Regions from separate parts of the Homo sapiens genome. Here region 2 is linked to region 1. A link is a loop called in an ENCODE intact Hi-C map of the cell type or tissue named here. Cell type or tissue: heart right ventricle. All regions are shown on one strand. Each heading gives the region's core, and the rest is flanking DNA. Links, peaks and the distances in the headings are about the cores only.

Region 1 (5,381 bases), core at 141-5,140:
GAATAGAATGGGGGGTAGGTTGGCCCTAAACAGTTCCCAGCTTGACTTTTCCCTTTAGCTTAGTGATTTGGGGGCCCCAAGATTTATTTTCCTTTCACATTCTATGACCTGGAACACAAGGAATTAGTATTATTATTGTCGTCGTTATTGTTATAGTGTCAGGCATCCAGGAAGGCCCCAATAAATAATGAATAATAGATGCTCTTTGAAACCTGGGTTCAGATCCCAGCACTGCTGTTCACTAGCATGGCGGATGTGGACGAGAAAGTCTTCATCCCTCTGAGCCTCATTTCTCCTATTTGCAGAATGGAGACCATAATAATATCTGTCCTGTAAGGGTGTAGGAAAGATTAAACATATGCAGACTATCTATGATAATATATGCGGAGTGTCTATAAAATGGAGCTAATAATAGTGCTTGCCTGGCACTCTGTAAACAGACCGATTATCACCATTCCTTCTGTCCTTGTTTTAATTAGGGTCTTAGATGCTTCTAGCCCAAGTCCAAGGGTCGACTCCACCCTGTGGTCCCTCTAGGAGACCCTCTGTCCAGCCTGGAGGGTTTTTCACCATCCTCTTTTGTAGGTGCTTCATAACAGGTGGGGTCTGGCAGCTCCATGTTGAGATCTCAGCTAAGTATCTTACTAATCCAGAGGCTTTGGGTGAGTCATGCAGTCTCAATTTCCACGTCTGTAAAATGGGGTCATTGGGAGCTTAAATAAGACAAAGACAAAGCTTTTCAGACATGCAATTAGTGACATCGGCTAGACAAAATCCAAATTCCCTGAGAGTCCATACAAGGGCTTTCATAAAAGGGGTTTAAAAATAAAATTGATATCAGGAGCTCTATTTAAGAAGCAACTTTCGGGCCGGGTGCGGTGGCTCATGCCTGTAATCCCAGCATTTTGGGAGGCCAAGGCGGGAGGATCGCTTAAGGTCAGGAGTCTGAGACCAGTCTGGTCAACATGGCGAAACCCCGTTCTACTAAAAATACAAAAATTAGCCGGGTGTGGTGGTGAGCGCCTGTAATCCCAGCTACTCAGGAGTCTGAGGCAGGAGAATCGCTTGAACCTGGGAGGTGGAGGTTGCAGTGAGCTGAGACCGTGCCACTGCATTCCAGCCTGGGCAACAAGAAAGAAATTCTGTCTCAAAAAAAATAAAAAATAAAAATAAATAAAAAGCAATTTTCAAGGGAAGTTGGAAGTCAGATCCAGTTTCCCACCCTATACCACAAAATGACAAATCCGTTCCTCCACAAGCACGTGCTAAAGGCCTACATGTGGTGGCTCAGTGGTTCCTCACAAGGACCTCCTAGGAAGTGTGGGTAGGTTTGTTAACCCCATTATACAGATAAGGAAGCCGAGGCCCAGAGAAAGTAACTCACCTGAGATTACCCACTTCTCCCTGGCAGTGTCTGACATTCAATGTCAGGCCTCTCTGGCTGGTTCTGAGTCAGGATGGCTGGATCTACTTCTGGCGGTGTGGCCCTGAGCAAATCCCACAGCCTCTGGAGCCTCAGTTTTACTGTTGGTCTTATGAAGAGGTAGACAAGATCAGAATTTACCAATGTACTTCAAGCTGTTACTAGGCATCTAGAAACAGGAGCAGGAGAGTTCAAGGTCTTGTATGGTGCCAGTAAAAACAAAATTATAAACAGGTCTTCTCACTGCAGGACTTATCAGAGCCTTTAAGTCACTAATGTAGTTTATGAATCTCTAAGAGGCAGCCCTATCTTATCTGACCACGTATGAGTGTCTCATTCAAGGAAGTGTTTGGAAAATGCTGGACTAGACAATTTCCAGCAAGCCTCAGATTCCCCTACCCCCATCCTGCAACCACCAGCCAAGAAATGTTCCCTTCATGGGCCACTGGGCCAGACCCTGGCTAAGATAGAGACTGGAAAGCCCCAAGGCCTTATTTCCACCCCTTCTCCTTAGTCCCAGGGACTCTGCCTTCCCTGGAAACAGCACTTTCTTTCTTTAGCTGGGCCAATAGTGTTCCACCTACATTTCTCTGAGGCATGTTGAAAAAAGCATGTCTGCAAGGGGTTTCTGACTTCTCCTAGCCTCTGGATGTATTTCTAAAAATCATAATAATTACTTTTTTCAGTTTACAAAAATAAAATGTCTTCATGATAAAATATGTAGTTAGGAAAGCAAAATAAGAAATTAAAAATCACTCATAATCCTTAAGCTGCCCCAATCTAAGTAGGCAAATGATAAGCAAATTGAGTTTCAAGATGATCCTCCTAGCAACACTCTCTTTAAATGAGGTTAACCCCACCTCCAGGCCCCTCTTTTGGAAATCTTGGAGCTTTCCCTGCTCAGAGATCCTCCCTTCCCTCACCCCAATACCCTATTTTCAGAGCAGACAGAGGCACCTAGTTTCTGAGGAGCAGTCTTTTCCCCAAACATCAAAATAAACCACAAGTGTTTACCTTCACATGGTACTTTTACAACTTCCAAAGCCATTCTGTGACTCGCTTTCATTTGCTTCCTACGGTAACCCGGTAAGATAGGTGTCGTCATTCCCATTTCAGAGAAGAATAAACTGAGGCTCAGAGAAACTTAGAGATGTGCCAGGAAATGTCAGAGTAGAGACTTAAGTCCAACACCCAATATTCCAGAACCTGTCTGCCTGCTTTTGAATCTTTGCACCAGTCACTTCCAAGCTGTGTGACCTTGGATACAGCACTTAACCTCTCTGAACTTCGGGTTTCCTATCTACAAAATGACAATAATGAAAATGCCTGCTTATATTATTATTTTACTATTATTATTTAAGGTTGTTGCAAAAATTAAAGGAGTTGATACAGATAAGGTGCTTAGAACAGTGGCTGACACCAAGGAAGCGCTATATTACTTGCTATTATTATTTATATTATCAGTTTTTATTCCCAGGACACCAGCATGCAGGAGGATTCTAGGATGCAAAAGGGCTGAGTCAGAGGCACTGGCCTGTCCCCAGGGGAAGCAGGTCTCCCGGCGCCCTGGCTGTGGGGAGGGTACCAAAGAACAGACAGTGCTCTTCTGGGCACAGGCCTGTGCTAGAGCCAGGCAGTTGGTGGTCATGGAGTTGGCAGCACAAGGTAGACTCTTTAAGCGGCCACACATTCACAGGATAGCATGTTCTGGTTAGCCAGACACTCCAGTTTAAAATGAATTTCTTTTGCTGAGAGCAATTTAGGAACATAGATTAAGCCTTAGAAATTCTGGAAGTTGCATTAGTCCTCAGTTAATCCTAAAGAAGTCATAGGGCGGCCTGGTGTGAGGTTCTAGCTACAAGAATGTTCAGGGCCACGAAGTTCTCGCCAACGTTGGAAACTCTTCAGCACCCCAAAGTAGGGGATTGGTTAAATTAGCTCTTATGTATTCCTCAATAGAACACTGCAGCCATTAAAAATTATGTTGTCAAAGAATATTTGGTAATATGGAAAAGTAATTATAATGTGTTAGCAAGAGAGAAAAATAAGTTCCAAACATAATGCAGAGAACTATCCCATTTGATAGAATACTGATATACATGGATACTATGTAACATTTACACATTTCTGAGAAACATAGAAAAGTCGGAACATATAAAAGATATTATTAATAGCTTCCGTGGGGTGACAGGATTATAAGTAGTTTTGATGGCTTTTTTTTTTAATTTTTTCTTTTGTTATTGTTGTTTTTTTTAAATTTAGAGACCAGATCTCACTCTGTTGCCCAGGCTGGAGTGCAGTGGTGCATTATAGCTTACTGTAACCTCAAACTCCTGGGCTCAAGCAATCTTCCCACCTCAGCCTCCCAAATAGCTAGGACTACAGGCACACACCATCACACCTGGATAATAATAATAATAGTAATTATTATTATTATTTTGAGACAGAGTCTCACCCTTTTGCTGGGCTGGAGCGCAGTGGCGCGATCTCGCCTCACTGCAACCTCTGCCTCCCGGGTTCAAGCAATTCTCCTGCCTCAGCCTCCCAAGTAGCTGGGACTATAGGCACGTGCCACCATGTCCAGCTAATTTTTGTATTTTTAGTAGAGACGGAGTTTCACCGTGTTGGCCAGGAAGGTCTCGATCTCTTGACCTCGTGATCCACCTGCCTCGGCCTCCCAAAGTGCTGGGATTACAGGCATAAGTCACCACGCCCTGCCTATTATTATTATTATTATTATTTTTAGAAACAGTGCCTCTCTATGTTGTCCAGGCTGGTCTCAAACTCCTGGCCTCGAGTCATCCTCCTGTCTCAGTCTCCCAAAGTGCAGACATTATAAGAGTGAGCCACTATGCCCGGCCTATTTTCTGCATTTTCTAACATACACATGCACTATCTTAAAGCACAAAAAAAGCTATTAACAAAGAAATAATTAAAAGTAATTAGCTATAAGTTGTCAGTTTAAAAAAATCTGGACTGCTATATTCAACAAAGTTGTTTACATTCTAGATTTCAAGGCCCCTCAGAAGCACCTCCCTGTGTAAATGAGGGTTCTTGCCTCCAGAAGGTGGCCCCACAAATGAGGAGTGAAAAGTAACAGCCGAATGGCCCCACTGTTGTACTAATCTTGTTTGTTTAAAGAGAAACTACAGACACTCTCTCTATTAAAGAAAAAAAGAATGAGGAGAGACCGAGAGAATTAGAATGTGCTATATACATTACAAGATCAAAACCAGTTTAGGCCCAAGTCTTCTTGTAATTTCATCTTTTTCCTCCCTGAGGGGGTTGGGAAGCCCTCTCTTACCACAGGTTAAGAGGCGAGAGGTCTGGTGGAATTTCACATCCACAGTGCCCTTAGGAAAAGCTGGGTGTTTTTGGCAGATTGAAGCATTCTTTTTCCAGGCTGTGCTTTCACTACTGGGTACAGATAATGTGGCTTAAAGAGCTAATCGGGAGCTGGAACAGACAGAAATTCAAGAGCAGAGAGGCATCAGGACCTAGAACTTGGCCTAGACTCAGAGAGAGCTGATTCAAAGCTCAGAGCCACCAGGGACCTGCTGGGCGACCCTGGATCCATCACCAAGCCTCAGTTTCCATGTTGGAAACAAAGGGAGAACGACGTCTGGGCTCAGAGTTAGGAAAGCACTCTGTTAGCTATAAAGCAAGCTACATGGCAGAGTCGCCCTCAGCATGTGACCCCGCTTCAAGCCTGCCATCCAGTCTGGGATGTCAGACCCAGGGTTCTACTGGCAGGTTAGAGAAGAGGAGTCAGGTGGGAGACTTGGAAGATTTGGTACAACACATGGAAGATTTGGTACAACACAGAAGTTTCTGCGATTTCCTCAGACTAACCCTTAATTAACTACAAACCACGGTCTACGCCTCCTTTCCATCAATTATCTTATTTCACCTTCATAGCCAGCCTTGGAAGTGGACTTAGGTGGGTCTGTATGGCAGA
Region 2 (5,381 bases), core at 280-5,279, 91 kb after region 1:
TGCACTTCTCAAATAATCTATTATGAAAGACTAATTTTTTCCCATGCTTCATAAGCCAACGCTTGTGGTCTAAACCCTGTTCAACAAGATGAGTCCACTCATCACACACTTGGATGCTGTACAAATATTGAACTTCTCACAAAGTTTCTAAATGCTTACCCTCAATTACTCTTTTCATCTCATCCTGGAAAATAACAAATGGTTCATGAACCAGCATGGGCTCTATCAATGTCAGCTGTCATTCATGGATGGAGGGGGCATCCATCACGTGTTCATGCTTTCTAGCATCTATTCCCTCCCCTCCCAACTTAACCTTCCTAACAGCTCTCAATTCCCATCTGAGAACTCATGTTACTCTGGGGAAGATGGTACCATCCCTGGATGCAGGCATGGGACATGTAACCCAGGAGAAACCAATCAATGGATTTCATCCCTCTGGCCTCAGTGATTGGTTCTGGGGTTGACATGTGACCCAAAATGGTCCAATTGGAGTGAATCTCAAAACAATTCCTTGGAATATTGGAGACAAGATGCTCTCTTCCTCTGGATTTGTGGTGTCTGAGAATGAGATCTCAGCAGCTATTTTTTCTACCGTAATGCAAATCTCCCCCAGAGGACAAGGACACAAAGAATGGCAGATCTGAGAAGACTAGAGAAATGAAGTCACAGCCAAGATCATATCATACACCTCTGGACCCATGCTACAACCCCCCTTACCTCTGAACATTTCTCTGTCTTTTTGTTGTTGTCAAGCCAGTCTGAGTTGGATTTTCTGTCAACAGCAACTGAAAACTTCCTTTTTTATTACTTGGCTGCATATATTTCTTCAACAAGCACCTATTAAGTGCCTACTTTGTATCAAGTACTGAGTTAGGTGTAGATATAGTGCTTCTCACAAAAGATACTGTAAAATGAGTCAGAGGAGGGATGAGTGGTTAATAGAGCTGGAAGCATTTAGACATGTCAACTGGCTCACTTTAAGAGAGTCCTGTGTAATTTTAAGGTAATATTTAAAGCATAGATATTTGCAATTTATTTGCAAATTATTAACTTTGCAAGTAAAAAAACAAATACAGTGATTTTAAGGTTATCCCTGGAAGAAGGACAACCTGACTGCCTTGCATTATGGTATCTGCTAATGTCATAATCTTTACCATTTTTACATACTACCTGTTCATTTTTATTTAATATTATTAAATTGATTCACTTACAGAACTTACATAGATGTATTTCAAGACAAAATTTCTATAATACCACTAAAATGGAAAACTAGTACCACTTTACATGAATAGAAGGCAATCATAAAATAAGTACAATGAAATTATAGAATGTTACTAAATACTGAGAATGGTGACCTGACAAATGCCCTGACCCTGTGGACTGCTGTGTCTTTTGCCAAAAGGGAAATTAGCAAGGGTCCAAAAGGTGTTAAAGACATGTTAGCACCCCAACTGAGACTTTCTCCTTGTTACGTTTGGAGGGACTAAAAGAACATTGAAAAAAGGGATCAATTTCTCACCAAGTATTTCACTGTTACTTAATGCTGCCTCTGCACACAGCTATATATTACCTCCTTTGCACAAAATGTACTGCCCTTACCAGTCTTTGAGAAACACTATTTTAACCAAATCTCATTTGATAGCTGAGCAAATCGAAGCCTGGAGAGATAATGGGACTCTCCTAAGGCTTCCTGATTTCCAGCCTGCTCAACTCCCCCGTATTCAATAATATTTTATTACTTTCATTGGATTTATTTTGTGATTACCTTCTAATTAAGGCAAGTGACTCTGGGTTTTTCTTATTTATGGTAATGATATCAAGTTTCCTTTTTAAGTAAGCTTTAGTTGCTTTTAAACCATCCCATTGTTGAGACCAATTTGAAATAAGGCCCTTAGCAATGCCAATGGCCCCGTGTTCCCACCACTGATATGGGAGTTGGGGCAGGGAAGTGCTGGGTAAAGAAGGGCAGGGTCCCTGGCAAAGGATTCACCCTTGGGCCTGTGCCCACGGACCTAGGTGAGGACAGCCACTCCTGTTTTCGTGCCCAAATGGTGCATTTTCTAAGACCACTCTAACCTGCCAAATGCCCCATCCTGTAACTATAAAAACCCCAAGACCCTAGCAGACACAGACACAAACAGCTGGAGGTTGAGAGGAACACACTGGCAGAAGCACACACCAGCAGACACCAGTAGACGCCGGCAGGCCATCTACGGTAGGACAATGCAGAATTCAGTTGGGGGCGGTTGGAGGGGAGTCCAGTTGCTGAGCATTCTGACTCCAGGGGAAGATCACCTTTCCACACCACCCGCTGCTGGCTCTCCATTCATCTGCTGAGAGCTACCTTCACCCAATAAAACCTTGCACCCATCATCCAAGCCCAAGTGTGATCTGATTCTTCCAGGACACTGGGGCAAGAACCTAGGGTAAAGAAAGCCCTCTGTCCCTGTGATAAGGCAGAGGGTCTAATTGAGCTGATTAACACAAGCTGCCTGTGGACAGCTACGCTGAAAGAGCACACTGTACCACACGCCCACTGGGGCTTCGGGAGCTATAAACATTCAACCCTAGATGCTGCTGTGGGGTCGGAGCCCGCGCTCCCCACGACCTGCTCATCTGCATGCTCCCTCTAGGGGTTTAAGCTGTGGGGCACTGAAGAAGAGAGCCACACCCCCATCGCACACCCCGAGAGGGGGATAAGGGAATTTTTCCTGTTTCACCACTACCACTTTACCCCCAGGCAAAGGCAGGCACAGGGATTTATACCATCCTCTACTGCCCCATGCTGGAATCCCTAGATATGCCCCATGATTCAAGTCCTTCCCTCCCCAAGCCTAGGGGAAAAAATAGAAGCTAGGATAAGTGATTCCTCTAAAGCAGGGTTTCTCAATCTCAACACGATTGACCTTTGAGACGAGATAATCTAGCTGCTCTGTAGATGTTGAGCAGCATCCCTGGCCTCTACTCATGAGATGCCAGTAACACACCCCCCACACACAAGTTGTAACAACCAGAAATTTCTCTAGACATTGTCAAGTGTCCCCTGGAAGCAAAGTCACCCCTGGTGAAAAACCATACGCTTACTCATGGCTGGCAGCTTCCTATCCCAGCCCTCCAAATTTTCACAATAAACTTTAAATACAGAGCAGTCCTTTGCCACTACAGTTGAGGTAATTTGAGATCACTTTTTTTTTTAAGACCAGAATATTTTCTAAGAAAAAAAGAAATAATATGAACTCTCCACCAGCCATAAAGTTTACTCTTTTTAGACAATTCATGTACACTCTCCCAGGTGAAGGAAGCTTAAGTGATAGCACCTTCAATGGGTCCCTTACATTTGCCCACTGCTGGGTCCTGTCTTAATATTACTGAGCAGAGCCAATATGTGGCACCTGCTGAAGTGGGCATTCCATTTTCTCATAACCCCTTGCACCTTGACTTTGGATATTTAAAACCAGGTGCATTTCCATGCCTCATTTTAATATTTGGGGTCCATGCACTGACTAAATGCTGTGCCTGAACAAGTTTGAGCGGGACTTAGTGCCCCAGAAAGCAAATGTGCCATTCTTAAAGGAATCGTTGATGTTAAAAAGTCAAGTAAAAGGGATAGCATCAATGAATGAATGAATGAAAATGTGTATTTTTTTTTTTCTTTTTTTGAGACAGAGTCTCACTCTGTCACCCAGGCTGGAGTGCCGTGGCACGATCTCGGCTCACTGCAAGCTCTGCCTCCCAGGTTCACGCCATTCTCCTGCCTCAGCCTCTCGAGTAGCTGGGACTAATTTTTTTGTATTTTTAGTAGAGACAGGGTTTCACCTGTGTTAGCCAGGATGGTCTCGATCTCCTGACCTCGTGATCCGCCTGCCTCGGCCTCCCAAAGTGCTGGGATTACAGGCTTGAGCCACCACACCCGGACAACGTTTGTGTATTTATCCATTTATCCATGTAATACGAAATTATAGTAAAATGCTAATGTCATAGTTCGGGTTCCTTTAAAAACAGACTCTGAGACAAGGATTTGGGTTCAAAGAGTTTTTTTGGGAGTGATCCCAGGAAGCATTGTGAAGAAGTGGGGAAGTCAGACAGAGAAGGGAAGATGGCAATCCAGGATATCTTAATGAGCTGGTCACTCTCCATGGACTGTTGGGGTTTAATCCTTCACGATACTTCTAGTAGATAATGTAGAATATGCTTCAGAATTGTCCCTCCAAGGATCAAGGAAGCTGGGGTATTTGTCCTCACGGGTTGAGGAACACTCATGAAGTGTCACTCCTCCGGTGCTTTCTACCTGCTCTGAGAGGTATCAAGCACACTACCATGGCCCATGGACACCCTCAGGCTGAGAGATACTGGAAAGCATCACAGCCTACTGGAAGTCATCAGAGCATCCAAGAACTGCGGCAGACAACTGAGGCCTAGGGAGTGCAGGTTGAGTACCAACTGCACCTCCCAACGGCATCTGCCTGGAGTAGGCACATGTGGCTGCAAAAACATTGGGGGGATGAAGGAAAGCTCCCACCCCCTAGTTTAGGCTGCAGGTCTCTGGAATTATTTTAACAGCCTTCTAATAGTCTTCCTGTTCCCCTTTGTCTGCTCTCCACTTGGCAGCCAAAGTGAGCTTCCTGAAACACAAATCTGATTATTTCACCCTTAAAACTCCTCAGTGCCTGCAAGATAAAGTCCAAACCTTTCAACGCTCTAACTTTACTTACCTCTGTGGACTTATTTCTCAGCATTCCCATGCCTTCTCAGCTGAACCTGAAGTTCCCAAACAGAGCACCAACTAACTCTCAGAACTATGCCAAACATGGGGGATGAGAAGACAATATGATACGATACACTCCCTGCCTTCAGTGATGTCATTGAGACCTATGATGTGGTCTATCAGGGTCAGGGGGTGGAGGGTGTGCAGGAAGAACAAGATGGAAACGAAGAATTCCAGTCCTGCATATACCCAGGAAGCTACCATGGAAGGCACACATTACATAGATGTCATCCATATACAGAGATTTGGTTATTTTAAGATTAACCCTTTCTTGTCTGGAGTTAGCTAAGAGAAAGTCAGGGATGGGAGACAAGGCTGCTAAGTTTGGAAAAAGAATGTCTCCCTGATGTGTGCAACAGGTAGCACAGGACACTGGGAACAGGGGGATGTACTGGAGGGAACCAAGAGGGAAAAATCGGAGTTGCAGGGCTATGTGTTTTTCTCAGCAGCCTTTACAGCCCCAGATGACAGCCTCTGCAGTCATTGTCTATGGCCCCTCTACAGCCCTCTTGGAACCTTCAGAGCTCAGCAGATGCATAGACCTTCAGCTGATTAGCCTCAGAGGTGACTGGGCGGCTCCAAGAGGCTAGAAGCAAAGAAAGAGCAGCGAGTGTGG

Evidence for each region. Hi-C counts contacts between places; a loop is a spot of excess contacts. Peaks named below come from ENCODE experiments on the same cell type or tissue, not always from the same donor. Only the 100,000 strongest peaks of a DNase experiment are listed, where the experiment ranks them.
Region 2: a loop joins it to region 1, with 2.2 times the contacts of the local background. A loop is called at or near these places in 2 of 110 quality-filtered maps.

What each region holds. Positions count from the first base shown.
Region 1 is chr12:119,181,490-119,186,870 of GRCh38, forward strand. All of the region lies in intron 1 of HSPB8 (heat shock protein family B (small) member 8), which reads left to right. HSPB8-AS1 (HSPB8 antisense RNA 1) reads right to left here and starts at 2,606. Exons shown (of 3, transcript XR_007063482.1): 1 at 2,438-2,606; 2 at 1,385-1,532; 3 at 1-713. In heart right ventricle, for the core only: no CTCF peak of the experiment used is centred there; a DNase peak (open chromatin) is centred at 2,992; H3K4me3 peaks cover 4,104 bases; H3K27ac peaks cover 5,000 bases.
Region 2 is chr12:119,272,104-119,277,484 of GRCh38, forward strand. No RefSeq gene overlaps it. Among named protein-coding and RNA genes, the nearest start is that of LINC00934, 29 kb to the right of the region's middle. In heart right ventricle, for the core only: a CTCF peak has its summit at 2,793; no DNase peak of the experiment used is centred there.